Linked DNA regions of Homo sapiens: region 1 is linked to region 2. Evidence: read pairs that join two places in POLR2A ChIA-PET (ENCODE). Cell type or tissue: Caco-2. All regions are shown on one strand. Links, peaks and the distances in the headings refer to the core of each region. The heading gives the core; the rest is flanking DNA. Region 1 overlaps LINC00609 (long intergenic non-protein coding RNA 609). Region 2 overlaps LINC00609 (long intergenic non-protein coding RNA 609).

What was found. ChIA-PET counts read pairs that join two places held together with the same protein. Peaks named below come from ENCODE experiments on the same cell type or tissue, not always from the same donor. Only the 100,000 strongest peaks of a DNase experiment are listed, where the experiment ranks them.
Region 1: POLR2A ChIA-PET joins it to region 2 with 8 read pairs; 2 of 35 experiments call an interaction of 5 or more read pairs at or near these places.

Annotation. Positions count from the first base shown.
Region 1 is chr14:36,158,740-36,169,824 of GRCh38, reverse strand. LINC00609 (long intergenic non-protein coding RNA 609) reads right to left here. Exons shown (of 3, transcript NR_073454.1): 2 at 5,559-5,705; 3 at 4,537-4,713. PTCSC3 (papillary thyroid carcinoma susceptibility candidate 3) reads left to right here. Exons shown (of 4, transcript NR_049735.3): 2 at 7,142-7,201. Among named protein-coding and RNA genes, the nearest start is that of PTCSC3, 12 kb to the left of the region's middle. RefSeq lists an enhancer at 6,938-8,137. In Caco-2, for the core only: no CTCF peak of the experiment used is centred there; no DNase peak of the experiment used is centred there; H3K4me3 peaks cover 959 bases.
Region 2 is chr14:36,087,088-36,098,172 of GRCh38, reverse strand. All of the region lies in intron 1 of LINC00609 (long intergenic non-protein coding RNA 609), which reads right to left. Among named protein-coding and RNA genes, the nearest start is that of LINC00609, 22 kb to the right of the region's middle. In Caco-2, for the core only: no CTCF peak of the experiment used is centred there; a DNase peak (open chromatin) is centred at 6,922.

The sequences.
Region 1 (11,085 bases), core at 2,153-10,152, 72 kb before region 2:
CACAGCAGGAGGTCAATATGTGTAAGAAAAGTGGCAATGTTCTTCCCCAACTCCTTGTTTCCTTCCATGGACATAGAGCTCTACCAGCTGCTTTTCCTCTCCTAGCTCTTCTATTTCATTTCTCATTTTGTACAGAAACTGGGAGGACAAAGAGGTACTGCTTATTGTTCCCCTAAACACAACCAGATTGATAGGTAGAAAGATGAATTGCAACACATAAATTAACTGGCCCTACATCCCTACTTCCCATTTAAATTGCCATTGAATATATAATCACCAACTAGAGAAAGAGAGCAAACACTGCTAAACTTCAAAAAGCTATCCTTGTCAAAGTGGTTGCCAGAAATAGACAGTTTGGGAGATTCTGATTGTACCTGAATCCATTTTCTCCATTCTCTCTCAAAGGTATTTGTGTACTTACACAGATACACACACAACCATACTCATCAGAGATCTGAGACACCACGAATAATGGTAATGCGTATTCATAAATGTTTTTTAGAGTGTATCATTTATGTAATCGACATAAATAGAACTTTGAGAGCTATTCTTAATATTACAATTATATATTTAGGACACATTTTCCATAGATTTAAAAATTTAAAAAAAAATTTAAGGCAGTATGTTTGTCCCACAGCTGAGTTTTAAAATTTTGCCTCCCATATTGAATGTGTAAATTTGGAAGATCTCTGACTGAATCAAGTAGCAGGTTTGGTCCCCTCTAGTACTAACCCAGTTATGGGATTTAAGAGAGTTTTTTTTTAATGTCTCTATAATTTCTCTTAATGTGTAAAATAAAGGGGTCAACCAGACAGTCTCTTAGATCTCTGTTTAAACTCTGAAGTTTTAAATTCTAATAATTGCATTTTTTGGTGCTGTTCTAAGCTATTCTTAAAATCTTTCTAGCCAGGCACAGTGGTTCATCCCTGTAATCCAAACTACTCAGGAGGCCAAGGACAAAGGATGGCTTGAGGCCAGGAGTTTGAGACCAACTTGGGCAAAACAGCAAGATCACCATCTCTAAACAAAAAAATGTTTTAAGTTAGCCAGGCATAGTGTCAGGTACTTGCAGTTCCAGCTATTTGGGAGGCTGAGGTGGGAGGATTACTTAAGCCCAGGAGTTTGAGGCTGCAGTGAGCTATGATCCTGCCACTGCACTACAGCCTGGGTGACAGAGCAAGGCCCCATCTCTAAATAAGTAAATTTTTATTAAAAACCTTTCTTTCTCTGTTTCCTTTCTTTTTAAATCTGAGTTTCTGCTTCTATTATTTCACTCCAGTGGACAGTACTCTAGTTATGCTACAAAGAAGAATACAGTAGACAGCATAACTAGAATCCTTCCAACCTTAACTAGCTGGAAGGATTCTAACTCCAGCATATAATTAGAGTAATAGCAAAGTATTTCTGCAGCCACACAAAAAGTAGAATATATATATATATATATATATATATATATATATATATTCAGAATCAATAGTTTAAACTCCCAATAATGGGTTTTAATGGAATGCAAAGGCATAATGTTTTATTAACGAGAGGGTGTTGTTTAGGTAAAGATCATGGAAATGGAACTAGAAAGTGGTAGTTAATTCCATTTTCTAGAACACAGACAACACACATGAAACTAGCTTGACGAAAAAGTGGCCTATTCAGCCAAAGTCATATAGAGAAAATATCAAGATAGAAAATAAGCCATTCAGCAGCAACAGTTCTGAGCATCAGGAGCAACAATATTATTGGCAAGAGCTTTCCCTTCAAGCTACCAGCATCACTGGACTTCAAAAGGATTGCAATTCACATGCCTGGGAACGTGCAGGCCAACAGCAGGGGAGGGAGGGGGTGTCTTTTTGTGAGAAAGCATGAAATTTTTCTAAGGTACATTATAAAATGGCTTGGCAGAAGCTTGGTGTGTAAATACCAAGGTTAGCATATTCTTTGTTGTAGCTCTACAGAACGTTAAGCACTGTATTTTTTAAATCTTAACATTTTAGAGTGCTTAAAATGAGTACTGTTCCCATTTAATTGGAGCGTTTTTTCCCCTCTGACGGGCAGACTATGAGGTTTCCTAAGTGCTTTCCCTAAGTCCAGAATCAAAGAGATTTGATTGGTTCTTTCCTTCACCAGCTTATTTTATTGTGTTGGATGATGACTTGGCTTTTCATGTAACCCTGAGAGAGAGGGATTTGTTTACGCTCCCCTGGGCTTTGGGAGGGGACTGAGGTCTTTGAGGAAGAAGGCAGCTTTGGATAACATCGAGAACTAGGATTTGGTGGTGAAGTTGTATAATGAGACCACATTCTACCCAGGACTGAACATGACTATCGAAGCCAACCTACTCAGAGCATTTGATACAGAAGTTAAAATGGGTTCAGTCTTCTTTGTAAATAAAATTGTATGTTTTTCCTTGTGGCTGTGGGGTCCCAGTTAGAATAAGCTGTTTATAATGACATAAATAACCATGGCATCTCTAGAAGTTATGCATCAACGTCTTTTCACCAGTGTGCAGAGAAAGGGAAAAAAAACCTAACAGAGGAAATGGGCCAGCTAGCTTCCTGCATTCCCAGTCATTTATTAGAAAATAATTAAGATTTCATCATAAAATAAGTTGGTGAAACAGAAATAGGATTAATCATCTGCAAAGAGGAGAAAAAGTACTGAAATAAGTTTGCACTCACTATTGCTGGGTTTAAAATGGTTTCTCTTTTACAAATGTGCTTGTTCTAACATCCAGAAAGTTGACCTTCTCGGCCATAGAACTAATTAGCCATGAAAGTCATTCTATCCCAGAGAGAGAAAGATTATGGTATAGCCTCTATCATCCACCTTAGAATTCATGGCTAGAGTGTCTGAATTACCTGTCCTAACCTGATTTGTTGGTCGCTATAAAGTTCAGATGGTGTTTTCCTTAGTGATTATAAGAACTCTATTAGGAGAACTGCACTTTTAACCTTCCAGTGCAGGCCAACTATATTTAGAGTTTTGTCTGCTAATGCTTCAACCCTTTAATAGAAGTGAGCAAAAATTTAGAAAGAAAACCACCAAACATTGGCAATCCCTGCACAGTTGTTTCACGATATTCACTATTAGGCAAGATCTATATTATCATACCTTCTATTTCTGCCTGACACATGAATATGACTGTTAAAACCAAAGATAAAGGTACATTCCCTAGCAACCACAGAGAGATTTCTGGGACAACTGTAACAATAAAGGAAATATCTCCCAGACATATTAAGTGCAAAAAGCTGGATGTAGCACAACATATATGATGTGAGTCTATTGATTAAAAAACCAAGAGTATGTATATGTTTCAGTCTGGAAGGACACATATCAGACACCCTGCTTAGAAAGGATATTTTTGCTTTGTCTGGAATATTTGAACTTTTTATAAAGGAAATCTATTAGTGTGTTTTCACTTAAAACAATTTAAAACATATAGCACTAAAAATTCAGACGTAGTTGAGCCTTAATTTAATAACTTACACATATTTCACTCTGCTAGGAATATGTTTCGTCCTTACGTTCTCTGTAGCGTATTTTATTAAAAAGTCATCAAGGACTTAAGACTTATCTGAAGACAGAGGAAGCGTGTGAGCAAGCTGTTGCTGTAGCGTGCCTAGAATACTTTCACATATTACTTAGCATGAAATCCTGCACACAATAGCCATCGGGTGGATGGACAGACAGGTGGACGGATGGACAAAACAATATGAAGACTTTTGAACTGATCATTAATCCTGGCTGACTGATAAGAGAAGCATGTAAGCACTCTAGAAGGACAGTTCTTTCGGGTAATTTTTATTTTGCAGTAAGTTTAGAATTGCTAGTTTTTATAATGCCTCTGACTGTATTTAAAAGAGAACTTCTCATCCTGTTCACTGACAGCTTTTCAATAAAATTTGATATATACCATGAATCACAAAACCGCTAAGCAAGTTTTCAAATGCAGTTTCAAAAAGCCCTAACAAAATTGTACTTGCCTCGCCAAATGTGAAAGTTCCTCCCACGGCTTCTTCTACTGCCCTAAATCATTAGTTTCATTATCGTCCTGAAGCAGATATTCCAAGACACCACCAATTCCTACAAAAAAAAAAAAAAAAAAGGAAAAATAAATAGATCAGGAAATACCCATCTATCTGTTTCATTAACTTCCTTAGCTGAAACTACAGTTGAGTTAAAGGAAAGGTGATTGGTTAAAATATCTAAAACGCTAATTTAAAAAATACCTGCGATATCATCTCTCTTTTTGACCCATCCTTAAATTTAACTGCTTTTTTTTTTTATAGATTGCAAACAAGGGATTTATTTTTAACTCTCAATCTGTTGTCATTATGCTGGGGGTAAATAAATGAGGGCAATGGTCAAAGTGAAAATAATCTCATAGAGAAACAGACAGAGATGGAGAGAGAATGTGCCTTTAAATCACCAGAGAGGCCATAGAGGTAGAAAGAACATAGGACAAACATAGCCAGGTCCTAACCTTAGGGGAGGGACAGCTGTGCTTGGCTTGATGGGGCAAGCACACTTACCTGTTCTAAGTGTCGCATATTCTTTTTTCCTGCTTCCTCTAATGTCTTTTCATCATGGTCTTAACATTGTCTTATAAACTGCTCTATCTACTGCTCACACCTCCACTTCCAGTCTTCTGACTGCACGTGGGGAGAGGGCAAAAATGACTTGAGATGGGCGAGATGGGCCGAGAATGATGGGATCCTGGAGAATATTCACTCGTCAGCTGTGAGAAGTAGTCAATGGACCACTGCGGCTCTTTATTTGCATAATGAGGTTATTCCCCCGGATACCCCCAGGTTACTTCCAGGTCTAACATTTGATATTTTCATCCCTTTTGGTCAAAGATATGACACTGCCTGGGGAAATTAAGTGTCCTATGACATTAACTTGACATTAAGTAGTAGGAATTAACAAAGATATCACCGTTACAAAGATATATTACATTGTTACAAAGATACATATAGCAAAGACATATTAATAAAGATATCATTTTCTGTTAATGTTCTACAGGAATCTCTTCCTTCCAGTGTATTTATATTGTAAAAATGGTTCTGATGTCTCCTGGCAGCAATGCAGAACTACAATGTAAAGGGATGGGGACATAGAGGTCAGTGGGGAAATGTACAGGTTGTAGTATCCAGTGTTTTCAAATTATCTGTCTATGTATGAAAACTGAGAATCTGTAAATGTCCAAGTACGGATAGTTGTTTTATAAAAAATAAAAAATAGTTCTAACTTTAATACATTTAAGACGTTTTCCTGGAAAATTTTCTAATTTAGCATGATGAAAAGAATGACTGGTTTTTAAAGTGCAGTTGAACAGGCAAATTCCCTTTATAAGAAAATAACACATAAATGCAAGGATTACAACTTTGAAATTGCTTGAAATCTTTTCTACCAGTGAACACTGAAATTTGTATCTATTTATATTACCATCTTTCAACAAATGCTTTAACCTTAGTATTTTATAGCCCCTTCCTTTATATTCTCCTAAGTAAAAACTCTAATTTTGTGGCAAACATTTAGTGAAATATGATTTATCTCACCTATTTCATTCTATCCATATGGCTTCTAAGTCTTGAGAGTACAGGTGGAAACTGTCCGTAGCAAATTGTTCCTGTCATAGTTTCCCGAATATTTCAGTCTTCAATTAACCATAGTTTAAATTAGTCAGAACATCCAGGAAGCGAACACTGGTGAGAGTGAATGAGGCAGAAAATTTGATTGTGTTATACATGAAATTCAGCTATTCAGTGAAATTCTCCAAATGTTGTAATTCTGCTGTCCTGATTACAATTATTTCATCTATGTGGTGCATATATATTTTAATCTTCTCCTGACACCGTCTGTTGTTATAAATGAATTTGTCTTCCCAGCTATTCACAAACGCATTTGCATTATTGAGGTCATGTCTGACTATAGGTCTTGGTTCCATGATTTAAACAATACTTAATCTTACCTCCTGGGATTATTTTTGCATTAGATGATAATTGATTGGAAATCCACTGACAAAGTATAAAGATATCATTTTCTGTTAATGAGCTTGACAAAGGAGGATTCGTGCCGTTCTATTTTAAAAAGAAACATTTCTTGACCTTGAATATAGGACTAAAATGACCTTATATCACAAAACATTCACAATAGAATGTTAGTTAAGCTTAACGGTTTTCTGGCAAAAGCCCTTCTAGATACGTGCAGAATTCCTGTAAAATCGGGTTCTAAACATGTTTTCAGCCCATGTGGTCCTGACCTCTGGAAGTTAGTCCACTTATATTCTACATTCAGATTTTCTTTTATATTTTTCTTTTTTCCTCCCTTCCTTTCTTCCTCCCTCCCTCTCTCCTTCCTTTCTTTAGTTCCTTAATGTATTTCTTTGTTCTTTTTTTTTCCTCCATGGTGTCTAGTTGCTTTTTCCAATTTCCATTGTTAAGGCTGGATTCCATAGGAAATAAAGGTGAGAAGAGGTAAAAAATATTGTACCTTGGGGGAGTGCAGAGAAGATGTGGGAGCAGTGACATATTTTTTAGTGTCTCCTTTTAATTAATTTCTCCCCATTTATGCTTATTTTATTCTTTTCAAAATTTTTAAAGTTTGTTATTGTTTTTAGAGATGGACTCTTGCTATATTGCCCCAGCTGGCTTCAGACCCCTAGGCTCAAGTAATCCTCCTGCCTCAGCCTTCTATGTAGGTGTGTACCACCTACCATGGCTATTTTTTTTTTCACTTAATTTATATAACAGAACCTGAGACAAGTACTCTTGCTTCAGATTTTAACCTTGCTTTATTTTTCAGTTCTTAAGCAGCTATTATGTAAAGATAGCTAAAATTTTCTTCAAAAAGAAAAAAGACTACCATCCATTTTTGTTTTTATGGAAATTTTGGAAAGCTTAAAAACACTTCCGTTGAAGAGAACTGACACCATATAAGCATGTGGTCTCAAGTCAATACCTGGAGGTTCCCAGTACCAGTGCAAACTCCATTACTGATGGAATCATGGCAAGGTTTTGAAAATCACTTATTTTCTTAGCATTTTCCCCTAAATCAGGAACGATGATAACATCCTCTCCACAAAACTACAAGGTAATCTATCATGGACTGACTCTCTAAAAATATAAATCCTGGATTGCAGGCAAAATGGCCGAATAGGAGCAGCTCCAGTCTACAGCTCCCAGGGAGATTAATGCAAAAGGTAAGTGATTTCTGCATTTCCAACTGAGGTACCCAGTTAATCTCATTGGGACTGGTGAGACAGTGGGTGCAGCCCACGGAGGGCGAGCCAAAGCAGGGTGGGGCGTCGCCTCACCCAGGAAGCGCACGGGGTCGGGGAACTCCCTCCCCTAGCCAAGGGAAGCCCAGAGGGACTGTGCCATGAGGAAGGGTGCACTTTGACCCAGATACTATGCTTTTCCATAGTCTTTCCAACCCGCAGACCAGGAGATTCCCTCCAGTGCCTACACCACAAGGGACCTAGGTTTCAAGCACAAAACCGGGCAGCCATTTAGGCAGACACTGAGCTGGCTGCAGGAGTTTTTTTTTTTTTTTTTTTTTTTTTTTCCATACCCCAGCAGCTCCTGGAACGCCAGTGAGACAGAACTGTTCACTCCCCTGGAAAGAGGGCTGAAGCCAGGGAGCCAAGTTGTCTTGCTCAGCCGATCCCACCCCCACAGAGTCCAGCAAGCTAACATCCACTGGCTTGAAATTCTCAGTGCCAGCACAGCAGTCTGAAGTTGACCTGGGACACTCGAGCTTGGTGAGGGGAGGGGCATCTGCCATTACTGAGGTGTGAGTAGGCGGTTTTACCCTCACGGTGTAAACAAAGCTGCCAGCAAGTTCGAACTTGGAGACGCCCACCGCAGCTCCGCAAAGCCACTGCAGCCAGACTGCGTCTCCAGATTTCTCCTCTCTGGGCAGGGCATCTCTGAAAGAAAGGCAGCAGCCCAAATCAGCGGCTCATAACCCTGGGACAGGGCACGTGGGGGAAGGGGTGGTTGCGGGTGCAACTTCAGCAGACTTAAATGTGCCTACCTGATGGCTCTGAAGAAAGCAGTGGATCTTCCAGCACAGCGTTCAAGCTCTGCTAAGGGTCAGACTGCCTCCTCAAATGGGTCCCTGACCCCCATGTCTCCTGACTGAGAGACACCTCCCAGCCGGGGTGGACAGACACTTCATACAGGAGAGCTCCAGCTGGCATCTGGCGGGTGCCCCTCTGGGACAAAGCTTCCAGAGGAAGGAACAGGCAGCAATCTTTACTGTTCTGTAGCCTCTACTGGAGATACCCAGGCAACAGGGGCCTGGAGTGGACCTCCAGCAAACTCCAGCAGACCTGCAGCAGAGTGGTCTGTCAGAAGGAAAACTAACAAACAGAAAGAAATAGCATCAACATCAACAAAAAGGATGTCCAGACACAGAAAACCCCATCCAAAAGTCACCAGCATCAAAGACCAAAGGTAGATAAATCCACAAAGATGAGGAAAAACCAGCACAAAAAGACTGAAAATTTCTAACACCAGAATGCCTCACCTCCTCCAAAGGATCACAACTCCTCGCCAGCAAGGGAACAAAAGCAGACAGAGAATGAGCTTGACAAATTGACAGAAATAGGCTTCAGAAGGTGGGTAATAACAAACTCCTCGAAGCTAAAGGACCATGTTCTAACCCAATGCAAGGAAGCTAAGAACCTTGAAAAAAGATTAGACTAATTGCTAACTAGAATAACCAGTTTAGAGAAGAACATAAATGACATGATGGAGCTGAAAAACACAGCACGAGAACTTCATGAAGCATACACAAGTATCAATAGCTGAATCAAGTGGAAGAAAGATATCACAGATTGAAGATCAACTTAATGAAATAAAGCATGAAGACAAAATTAAAGAAAAAAGAATAAAAAGGAATGAACAAAGCCTCCAAGAAATATGGGACTATATGAAAAGACCAAATCTATGTCTGATTGGCATACCTGAAAGTGATGGGGAGAATAAAACCAAGTTGGAAAACACTCTTCAGGATATTATCCAGGAGAACTCCCCCAACCTAGCAAGACAGGCCAACATTCAAATTCAGGAAATACAGAGAACACCACAAAGATACTCTTCAAGAAGAGCAACCCCCAAGACATATAATTGTCAGATTCACCAAGGTTGAAATGAAGGAAAAAATCTTAAGGCAGCCAGAGAGAAAGGTCAGGTTACCTACAAAGGGAAGCCCATCAGACTAAAAGTGGATGTCTTGGCAGAAACCCTACAAACCAGAAGAGAGTGGGGGCCAATATTCAACATTCTTAAAATAATTTTCAACCCAGAATTTCATATCTAGCCAAACTAAGCTTCGTAAATGAAGGAGACATAAAATCCTTTACAGACAAGCAAATGCTGAGAGATTTTGTCACCACCAGGTCTGCCTTACAAGAGCTCCTGAAGGAAGTACAAAACATGATAAGGAACAACAGATACCAGCCACTGCAAAAACATACCAAATAGTAAAGACCATCGACACTATGAAGAAACTGCATCAATTAATGGGCAAAATAACCAGCTAGCATCATAATGACAGGATCAAATTCACACATAACAATATTAACCTTAAATGTAAATGGACTAAATGCCCCAATTAAAAGACACAGACTGGCAAATTGGATAAAGAGTCAAGACCCATCAGTGTGCTGTATTCAGGAGACTCATCACACATGCAAAGACACACATAGGCTCAAAATAAAGAGATGGAGGAATATTTGCCAAGCAAATGGAGAGCAAAAACAAAAGCAGGGCTTGCAATCCTAGTCTCTGATAAAACAGACTTTAAACCAATAAAGATCAAAAGAGACAAAGAAGGCCATTACATAATGGTAAAGGGATCAATTCAACAAGAAGAGCTAACTATCCTAAATATATATGCACCCAGTACAGAAGCACCCAGATTCATAAAGCAAGTCCTTAGAGACCTACAAAGAGACTTAGACTCCCACACAATAATAGTGGGAGACTAACACTGTCAATATTAGACAGGAATATTAACAAGGATATTCAGGACTTTAACTCAGCTCTGGACCAAGCAGAACTAACAGACATCTACAGAACTCTCCACCCCAAATCAACAGAATATACATTCTTCTCAGCATCACATAGCACTTATTCTAAAAGTGACCACATAATTAGAAGTAAAACACTCCTCAGCAAATGCAAAAGAATGGAAATCATAACAAACAATATCTCATACCACAGTGCAATCAAATTAGAACTCAGGATTAAGAAACTCAAAACCACACAACTACATGGAAACTGAACAACCTGCTCCTGAATGACTACTGGGTAAATAATGAAATTAAGGCAGAAATAAATAAGTTATTTGAAACCAATGAGAACAAAGACACAATGTACCAGAATCTCTGGGACACAGCTAAAACAGTGTTAAGAGGGAAATTTATAGCACTAAATGCCCACAAGAGAAAGCAGGAAAGATCTAAAATCAACACCCTAACATCACAATTAAAAGAACTAGAGAAGCAAAAGCAAACAAATTCAAAAGCTAGCAGAAGACAAGAAATAACTAAGATCAGAGCAGGACTGAAGGAAATAAAGACGCAAAAAAAACCCTTCAAAAAATCAATGAATCCAGGAGCTGTTTTTTTTTTTAAAGATCAACAAAATAGACCAGTAGCCAGACTAATAAAAGAGAGAAGAATCAAATAGATGCAATAAAAAAAGATAAAGGGGATTTCCCCACTGATCCCACAGAAATACAAACTACCATCAGAGAATACTTTAAACACCTCTATGCAAATAAACTAGAAAATCTAGAAGAAATGGATAAATTCCTGGACACATATACCCTCCCAAGTCTACACCAGGAAGAAGTTGAATCCCTGAATAGACCAATAACAAGTTCTGCAATTCAGGCAGTAATTAATAGCCTACCAACCAAAAAAATTCAAGGACTAGATGGATTCACAGCCAAATTCTACCAGAGGAACAAGGAGGTGCTTGTACTGTTCCTTCTGAAACTATTCCAAACAAAAGAAAAAGAAGGACTCCTCCCTAAGTCATTTTATGAGGCCAGCATCATCCTGATACCAAA
Region 2 (11,085 bases), core at 2,118-10,117:
TTTCATTTTCCAAATCATATCATTCCAGCCCTACCCACCTACAAGGAAGGTTAAAAAATGTAATCTTATGGGCCAGGTGTGGTGGCTCACACCTGTAATCCCAGCACTTTGGGAGGCCGAGGTGGGTGGATCATCTGAGGTGAGGAGTTCGAGACCAGCCTGGCCAACGTGATGAAACCCCATCTCTACTAAAAATATAAAAATTAGGGGTGTGCTGGCACATGCCTGTAATCCCAGCTACTGGAGAGGCTAAGGCAGGAGAATCGCTTGAACCCAGGAGGCAGAGGTTGCAGTGAGCTGAGATCGATCCACTGCGCTCCAGTCTGGGTGACAGAGCAAGACTCTGTCTCAAAAAAATAAAAAATTAAAAAAAATTTATCTTTCTGCATGGTGAGTAAAACACAGTGTAATGAACATTGAACATAGTCTCTGCCTGGTGGGGAGGAAGGCTGGCTCCTACCAAGGATGTTTTGTATATGCCATTTGTCTCTTTATTTCCAGCAAAGCACACTGGGAAAGTCACTAAACAGCCACACCTGTAGCTCACTCTTACCATTCCTTACCCATGACAGATGTTTCACCTCCATTTTAAAAGTGGGAAAATTAAGATTCAGAGAGCAACACAGAGTCAAAGGCAGGCCTACACATGTCTGAGGAACCGCAAGTCCTAAGAAGAAAAAGAACCCTAGCCTTCTCCATGAATGGCCATTGTCATTTTCAGAGATCTTTCTGTGTGACAGACTTGATGTCAACTTGATACTTGAATTCCATTTATCCAGTATTTATGGTTTGCCAGCTCTGTCTAAAACCTGTTGGCAACTACAGTTATACAACTGTACATAGGTGAAACATACATAGACTGATATAGTTTAGATAGTTGTCCCTGCCCTAATCTCATGTTAGATTGTAATCTCCGATTCTAGAGGTGGGGCCTGGTGGGAGCTGTTCAGATCACAGGGATGGATCCCTCATGGCTTGGTGCCATCTTCATGATAGTGAGTTCTCGCGAGATCTGATCATTTAAAAGCGTGTGGCTCCTCCCCACACCCCATCGCCTTTTGCTCTCTTTCTCTCTGTCACTTGCTCCTATTTTCACCATGTGAAGTGCTTGCTCCCACTTTGCCTTCCACCATGAGTAAAAGCTCCCTGAGGCCTCCCGAGAAGCCAAGCAGTGTTGGCGCCATGCTTGTACAGCCTGCAAAACTGTAAGCTAATTAAACCTCTTTTCTTTATAAATTACCCAGTGTCAGGTAGTTCTTCACAACAATGCAAGAACAACCTAACACATAGACCCTGCCTTCAAGGAATTAATAGTCTAATGGGAGAGACAACATTTAAAGAGCTAATGTTTAAAAAAGATTATTTTATCATTATTTAGCTGAAATATTTATTTCTATATTATAATAAGCCAAAAATATACAGAGAAACGCTTATCTCTAAGGCCTTCGATTTATTGAATATTCTTCAGGGCTCTTGGTAAAAGCTTCATGATAAGGAAATATCTTAAAATAGGAGTACACTTTTTTTAAAAAAAAAAAACCACCCATCTCTAATTGATATCTAGAATGCAAAGTTGAATTCTACATGACTAGGAGAACAAAGGAGAAGCTCCAGAGTCCCATTAGACATCTATAGAAGGGACGTGAGGGCCCAGGGCCAGCTGAGAACTCATCTGTGAATCTCGGCTTCTCTTCCTTTAAGAAAAGAAAGCTTATCATTGCTAAGTCAGTACCAAAAATGTAAGTTTTATTAAATTCTTCTAAGCTTTGAGTTCCACCAACCAGTGAAAGCATACAGCTGAAACCAAAGAAACTAAAATGCAAATGTCTGTAGGTGCTAGTTCCACAAAGTGTGTCTCTATCCCAGAACCATCAGCAGCATGTGGGAGCTTGTCACAACTGTATCATCTTGGACCCTGCCCAGGACTTACTGAATCAGAATTGCATTTTAACAAAAATCCCTTTGGTGATTCATAGGTACATTAAACTTTGAGAACCACTGGCATAAAAAAACTATGTCTCTATGGGAATTTTGGATAATTCTTCTAAGAACCTACAGAGATTTATAATCCCCAAACAGGTAGACTGTATTTTGCTTCAATATAGCATTTTGCTTTTGGTGTTTCTCTTCTATTATGAAATAGAATGAGAATTTCCTATACCAATAGACAATATGATTCAATTAAAGTTGGCTAAATTTTAGCATTTCTAAAAGCAAATGGCAAAATAAAAGAAAATATTTTAATTCATGCAAATAGAATCAAATAAAAGCAAGAATATAAACACTAATGAAAATAGAGGATAGTGCTTCCAGGCAGACATAGAAATTTGTGATCTCAAACACTGTATATATTTAAATAAATGTTATTTTTTTCCCTTTGATGGTCCTATTTTATTATTAAGGGCACAGACTTTTTAACAAATGCACAACTAATTAACCTTAAGTGTTCAAAATTCCATAGGGATTTGTGGGCGATGGCTGAAAGAGCCTTAAGTTGATAAAATGTTAATGTCTTAAAGCATCTTTCTCTATTGAAGCCATGTACTCAGACAGGATGATGAAAAGGAAAATAAAAGGGAAATGTTTTCAAAGAGAGATTCTTTTTCCTGGGAGAAGAGGGTGAGGGGAGAAGGGAATGGCCAGAAGTGTTGGAGGCCACCGGCCAACAATTTCCGATCCTTTTCATCACACCTCAGAAAGCAGCAGAGATTATGAAGTCGGTAGAGTAGATATTTCTATGGAGGCTTTTTACAACTTACTTCCACCGTCACATTGCCAGCTGAGTTCCTCTTGCTAACATGACACATTTTTTTTTTAATTAGAGCAATTTGTTTCATAGGATGAGCGGTACCTTTCTCAAGATCCCATTCCTGCTGTTTCTGAGCCTCTTTGCCTTGAGGGCCCTTCTGTACCAGTGAGCCTCCAGTAAGTCTTGCTTCGCAAAGAAGCAGAGTGCTGCATTTCAATACTACAGACTACTTCAAAATCATGTTTTCATTTCCCAGAAAGAGTTTTTTAAAATGCACTACACTTCAGTGGCTGTATCCTGCCAGAGCCCAGCACCAAGGAGCCAAGGAGCACCTAAACAAGCTCTAGAAGGAATTCACTTTCCTCCTTTTGTTGAAAAATAAAGGCAAGTCAAGCCGTGGGCCAGAGTGCGCTCTTGGAGAACACACAGAGTGATCCACATCAGGGAGGTTGTGTCTGGTTCTTTCAGAGGTCCCTGCCTTGCCCCAGCAGCAACTGCAGAAATGGCTAACCCCACCCCACTTTCCACAGCCAATAGGAGCAGAGCCAGGGGACAGCCGCTCTGAGAGCCCCCTATGCACAACTTCTGAAAGAAACCCCCAAATTTCACCCTATCTCCCCTATCTCTCCCACCCCTTTCACCTCTGCCCCAAGGGGATGCCTTAAAATCTTACTTAGGAATAGGCTCTATGGAAATTAAGCCTTACACCTTTAAATAACAAGAGAATGGTGAAATAAAATACTTTCATTCTAAAGAGTCTATAGTGCCTTCAGGTCTATTTTCTTCAATTGCCAGTAGAGATGTTACCATTTAACATTTAGTGGCAGGCAGCCCCGAAAGAAGAAAGCAAGGAGTAAGACAGATCTACATTTTAAATGAAAGAAGGGGCTACTTCAGATTCTCCTGGCTATTATGCCTGTTCGGTAACAGTTTATTTTAGATTCGTGCTTCTTTATTCACAGAGACAGAAATTTACAAAGCATACAGTATTAAAAATTAATCAATTTTTACAAAAGGATTTTCACAGATTTCTTTAAATAGAAAGTTTCTTTAGTAAATATAAACCTTTACAAAATTGTTGAGTATCAAGTAGCAGAGTATAATCTCCCAGCACTGGCAACGTCTAAATAAAATCAAATCTAATACAAAATTATAAAGATGTATGTTTTACTTCCAGGTATCCGATCAGCAAAAAGCTATTAAGCACCTACTATATGCCAGGGTTACTTAGATGCCAGAGAAACCAAATCTAGTAAGATACCCTCCTGCCTTCAAAGCATTCACAAGGTTATGTGGATTCCCAGCATCTCAAAGGCTGGTACTTCTGAGTGTTGCCAGGTCACCTGTATTGTGTCTACAGCTAGTTTTGAGGGAGAACCACAGCAGCCCAACACACCTGCTCTCTCCCTGGGATCCTTTTCTTCAGGCCTCTCCATCAACACTATAAGTAACGAGTTGAGACACTAGGATAAAGCCCACATGTCCTTTAGGAAAGGAAGTTAACCATTGCACTGCCAGTTCTCTTCACCTCTGGTGCCAGTTGTCTGCCATCTGTTTACCTCATTAGGAAGTTAAAAAGGAGAAAGGGGAAAATAAAAACATCCATATTTATTAATTAGCTTCTACTATAACAAACCTGAGGGTGGGTGTTAGAACTAAGTACTTAACAGTAATTTAGAACGTTAGATTATCAGCATGGTGCTTCTTTCTGTCATTTATTCGTGATAGTGCACCCTGTAGTTGAGAAACTGCTTCGAAGACCACGGGGTACTGAAAGAACTGTTCTTAAAATGAGGAATTGAACTATATTCAAAATGTGGTACTAGACACCCAAATTCACTAAATTTACCAATTCACTAAAAAAAAAACAACTAACAATTTTAAGCCTTAAAATTAATATTGTCACATTTGTTGAACATTTATTGTGTGTCAAACTAAGCACTTTACCTACCTTTTAATGGTCACAAGAACTTTCACATATCTTAGTCAGTCTTTATAAGAACCCTATGAGGTAGGTACTATTATGACCTCCATTTTACAAATGAGAAAATCAAGGCACAGAAAGGTTAACTAACTCGACCCAAGGTACACAGGTAGAGATTAGTGGAAGATGTTTGGGCCCAACCACAAAGGTATACTGCCACATCATAAAAGAATATTTCTATGGAACCCCAGTGAGTCTGAGATTTGAAATCATCCACAGAAAAATACTGTGAATGCTGCCCTTCACAGAATATCTGAGCAAAGAAAAGCAGAAAATCATCCCTGACATTTGTTGAGCATTTACCATATTCTACGGTAAGCACTTCACATGCTTCATCTCACTTCTCAAAACCCTATTAGAGGCCAGGCACGGTGGCTCAGGCCTGTAATCCCAGCACATTGGGAGGCTGAGGCAGGCGAATCACCTGAGGTCAAGAGTTCAAGACCAGCATGGCCAACGTGGTGAAACCCCATCTCCACTAAAAATACAAAAAGTTAGCTGAGCATGGTGGCAGGAGCCTGTAATCCCAGCTACTCAGGAGGCTGAGGCAGGAGAATCACTTGAACCCAGGAGGTAGAGGTTACAGCAAGCCAAGATCGTGCCACTGCACTCCAGCCTGGGCGACAGAGCAAGACTATGTCTCAAAAAAAAAAAAAAAAAAAGAAGAAGAAAGAAAGAAAACGCTATAATGTACTATTATTACTCCAGTACCCATTTTACCAGTAAAGAAACTCAGGTATGGAGAAAGAAGATCTTGGTGGCTCAAGATCACAGGATAGATTTGAACTCAACTCTAACTGAGCCCAGAGCCAGAGGTTTTACCACTGTGCTAAATAACACACCAGAATAAATATTTTAAACCAAAGCATTCGTGAGTGTAGATGGTGTTGAGTTTTGGGATATCTCAAACACTCCAAGGTTTCCTATACAAACTATTTATGTTTTCTTATTTTTAAACTATTGATACTTACAAGCAATATAATCTCTTCCTTTCTCTTTCATTTAACATTCAAATAACCAGATTATTGCCTTTGGAGAGGCCTCCTATATCTAATAAATATATAAAGACATGTTTTTAAAACAAGAAAGTTGCCTAACCCAAAGTTCCATCTCTGACAAGAGTTCACTGCTGGTTTACAGCACTAACTCCTGTATGTCTGGTCAACACATGGATCTAGAGGCAACAGATTATATCAGAGGCAGAGGCTCTAGAAACAAAGCAGTCTAAGAAGAATGTCTTATTTTTGTTAGGCAATGTTTTTCCTTTAGATAAATTTAACCAAGAACAACACAATCTTTACTTTTTAAATAATATTTAAAGATGATAAAATTCTCACGGAAACATCTAAGCATTGAGTGGATAGAACAGACTCTTATTTCCCCCTAAGTAGCTAGAACAGTCTCTCATGTGAGCACCTAAACACCTATTTAGATCATTTAAATGCTATACACGTCAAAACACTCCAACCTCACACTTCCTTTGAAGTCACGACAATCAGTTTTTTCTTAGTGTCATTTTTTAGCATTGCTATGGCACTTCACTTTTGACAAGTGTTTTATAATTATTTCTACTCTTAGTTAACTCCTAGTTATTCATTTGCATGCAGTTAACTTTCCCAATGAAATACAGATTTTTTGGCAAAAATGAACCTACCCGTAACCAAGAGGTTCATACAGCAGAATTGCAGATAATTGTGTACCCACAGGACGAATAAGGTAGATAGATAGGTAGGTAGACAGACAAACAGACATAAGAAACTAATTCCAAGGACCAGTAACATTCTTGTATTCTTGTCTTACTGGAATTATCAGTCACATCCCCATGTTGCCAATGAGAACATGAACGAATGAGAGACTGGTATTCACATGTGAATTAATACTGATTGAGGAGTAAGTGACTGGCAGACACTGCTAGTTATCAGCCAGTGCCCATTCTCTTTTTTTCCTTTAAGTAACAGAATCCCCCACTGCCCATCTAGACAGTACGTTTCCCAGCCTCCCTTCCAGCTAGAAGTAGTAACATGAAGTTCAGGCCAACGTAATGTGAATAGAAGTGTTGTGTGTAGCTGCTGAGTCACCTACTTAATGATAAATAAAGCTCCTTGCCATGGACCTCCTCTGCCCTCTTCCCTCTGGCTGAGAAATGTCAATAATTAACACAGCTACCCTGGATGTCTAAAATGGAAGCCACATGTTCAACAGAGCAGAGCTGACTCACCAGCCCAGTCCTCAAATGACCTCATAGGACAGAGCTACTGCATTTCTGGGTCTCTGTTACAGCAATTTAGCCTGTATCACAACTAATGGAGTAAACAAATGAAGAGGGAAAAAATATATAAACACACGCACAAACACATACACTATGAGATTGGTTTGACTAGCTCTTGATAACAAGGGTAGATAATGATTAAGGGGAATTTTAAAGGAAAGTAGCTGGAAACATGACAGCAATTATTCTAGATTAAAGTAAGAACAAACTTCTAACTAAATACAAGTAGAAAGTCCTATAAAATATATTTTATACCATTACAAATGTAAAACAACTTCAAATAAATTAACAATTCTCTACTGAAGTTGAGATGCTCATAGAGCGTAAAACAAATGCACCAGTGTCCAAGATTTCTATCATGTTGATGGTAGGTCTGAGCCTGTAAGCTCCCAGAAGGCAGGAATAATATCTTGTTCATTTTTGTATCTTTCCCTTCTTCCTACCTCGACCCTAGTATGTTGGTAAGCACCACCATCTTAGAATCATGTAAGGATTAAAAACAAATGCATGCTCTTCAGAATTCATTGCTGTTAACTTTATCACAATAATCCTCAACTTCTGCCACTTTCTGGTTTTGAGAAACACAAGCATTTTTTTTTAACATTTAGAGCTATTGTAGAATGTATAAAAACTTAGAGCTACAGAACATTAATATTTTTAGATGTAGAATTAACAAACATTTATTCAACATCTAGTTTATGCCTGGCTCTGTGTTTGCTTCCACATAATACTTAAAGTTAACATCATCACCTCCATTTTTTAAAATGAAGAAACGAAGATACAGATTAAAGTGATTTGCCCAAAATGATATAGCCAGTACAAAGCACAGCTTGGACTAGAATTCAGGCTTCCTGAGTTACAGTTTAGTTCTGTTTCTTTCTTTTTTTTTTTCTTTTTTTTGTTTTTTTTTTTTGTTTTGTTTTTGAGACAGAGTCTCGCTCTGTCGCCCAGGCTGGAGTGCAGTGGCGCAGTCTCGGCTCACTGCAAGCTCCGCCTCCCGGGTTCACGCCATTCTCCTGCGTCAGCCTCCTGAGTAGCTGGGACTACAAGCACCCGCCATCACGCCCGGCTAATTTTTTGTATTTTTAGTAGAGACGGGGTTTCACCGTGTTAGCCAGGATGATCTCGATGTCCTGACCTTGTGATTCGCCCGCCTCAGCCTCCCTGGGATTACAGGCGTAAGCCACCACGCCCGGCCAGTTTAGTTCTGTTTCTGAGAGGTCTATTCCATTGCCTCATCCTTTTATGATACATTTCTACATATCAAATATTAGACCAAACAACAACAAAACACACACAAACAAAACACCTGCCAGCATAGTAATGACTGCTACGTACTGATGAACAGGAAAACATAGACATATATACTGTCCTAGACAGTATATCAGGATCGGGAAGGACTATAGGTAAACATATCAGAGTAATTCCTCTGAATAAAAATAGGGAAACTTTCCAAGATGAAAATGAGCAATTGGATAGCACCATTAACATTAACATCTTATCCACTTCTGAAAACTATTACTTAATTCAACGTAATTCTTCACTATTGGTCTAACCAGAACCTTTTTGGATTCAAAGATACAACAAATATGATTAAGAATAGATACACCAAGGTTAAGAAGTATCCAGCTATATATTTAGGACTGCAAGTGGTTGAATTAATTGCACATCTTCCCATAAAACTTTACACTTTCTTAAGGAGAGATTCCATGTGCTCAGTTTAAGACCCCTTGATCTGAAAAGGTCCAGGGGTAAGAAAGTTAGCAAGTTTTGAATCTCCAGTTTGATGATGTTTTGTTTGCTTATTATTTGTTATTTGAATTGGCTGTACTTAAAGCTAAAGAAAGTTAGGGAGAAATGAGACTGAGACAACCAATGCAATGAGTTATTTATTCAGTTCTTGGCCCTGATAATGGAAACATAACAGTATCTAAGAATTTCGGGTGCTAAGTAATTAGCAACTTGGTCTCACATCTCTGAGATTAAACTTCTCACTGTCCAGATAGGAAAATTTGATGTGAGACCACAGGCAAGGCTTCCTAAAGGAAATTAGAGTTGGAGATGTTAAAATCCACGATTCCCAGTAATGTCATGACATGGCTTATAGCAGTGACTTTCACCCTTTCCTAACAAAAAGCATCACTCTAATCAAGAAGTAATCCCATACCCTTTACCCACTCATGTGCTAAGGGCAAGTTTGCCTTTCACAGAAGAGAGCTTTAAGAATTTTAAATAAACACAATAAAGCATTCCCAGTAGCGAGTTAAATGCAGTATTACAGACCTTCTTCCAACTGTGTACTTAAATAAGGGTGGGGCTAGGAGATAAATGTAGGGAAATAGCTGGATCACATGGAAAGACCTATGTGGGAGGCGCTTTGTTTGATGGACCCAGTGAGCACAGAGTCCCCTCCCATTCGGGGTATCTAGAGCACACCCTCGATTCTTAGTGCTTTTGATGAAGTTTCTGCTTCAATGGGACAACGGCTTTCTATCAAAGAGTGTCATAACATCTTATAAAAGACTGTCATAACACAGAACCCTTCTAATTGGTGTGGAGAGCTCTGCAAGAGCACAGTAGTTGTAAGCCATAGCATCACCTCTCTTTAGGGAGAGGGAACAAAATTTAATACACAGGGCGGCAGAGAGATAATTAATTGCCTTCTTGGCAACCTACCACTCTACTCCCAATGGGATCACTGTGACAAGTTATGAAATTCAAGTCAAAATATTTAACTCAGCCACTTACTCAAGTGGTAGACCCAATTTTAGGCACCTCACAGTTAGGGTGCTCATAAAGAAAAGTCTTCTCTTCATTATTCTGCAGTAGCACATGTAACTGTTGGCATCTATGGGTATTCTGTTGCCTCTATGAAGGATATATCTGTCTGTAAAGTATACTCACATATTTCTATCAGTGTAAGGAAGGAATGAGTAATACAGAGAATTATAGTAAGCTGAATAGTTCCAGGAAAATGCAAGAACTAGATCAAAAATGAGAAAAGATTAGTACTGAAAGTCTTCGAAAATAACCTGATACAAAGTGGTCCAATCAAAAGGGTGTAAGAGGATGAATTAGCCAATTTTCCCAAAAGAAATACTGATTACACCAACTAGATCCACAGCTCCTGGAAGATGACGGGCCACTCTAATAAAGTCTAAGGATGTGAATTATACAACCAAGGCAGGAAATTCTGTGACCTAAGATTCAGAGGTCAGAGCAGAGGACAGAGGATGCCCTAGGGAATGAGTTGGAAGTAGGAAAGGGGAGGAAGGAAGGAAGAAAGTCGTGTCTCCATATTGACTAAGCCAGGGTCTTCACCTCCTCACTGGGTCAAGGCTGACAGAGACAGGTTACATGATTTTTTTTAAGAGGTAACAGCTCCCTAATGAGAATATACAGAAAGTATTTCCTGCTATGTTTTTAGATTCGCAAACAATAAAATACACTTCTTTTGAGTGCACAGTTTGATAAGTTTAGATAAATGTATACATCCATGTAGTCGTCACCACAGTCAAGATATATAACATTCCCATCATTCCAAAAAGTTTCCTCAAGTCCTCTACAGTCCCACCCCCAACCCCTAGGCAACCACTCATCTGCCTTCTGTTACCATCAATCATTGCCTTTTATTGATTTCCATATAAGTGGAGTTCTGCTTTATATACTCTTTTTGTGTCTATCTTCTTTTGTTAAGAAAAATTTTTATATTCATTTGTACTGTTTATAGCAGTAGTTCACTCCTCTGTATCGCTTCATAGTATTTCACTGCATGAATACACTGTAATTTATTTATCCATTTACCTGCTGATGGACACTTCAATTGTTTCCAGATTTTGCTTCCAGATTTTGGCTATTATGAATAGTTACTATGAATATTTGTATACACATCTTTGTATGGACATATGTTTTTATTTCACTTGCCTAGCAGTGGATTGCTGAATCATATGGCAAAAAAAGTAAATATTTTAACTTCATAAGAAATTGCCAAGCCATTTCCAAAGTGGCTGAATCATTTTACATTCCCACCAGTGATGTGTGAGAGTTCCCTCACTTCACATCCTTGTCAGCACTCAATATTGT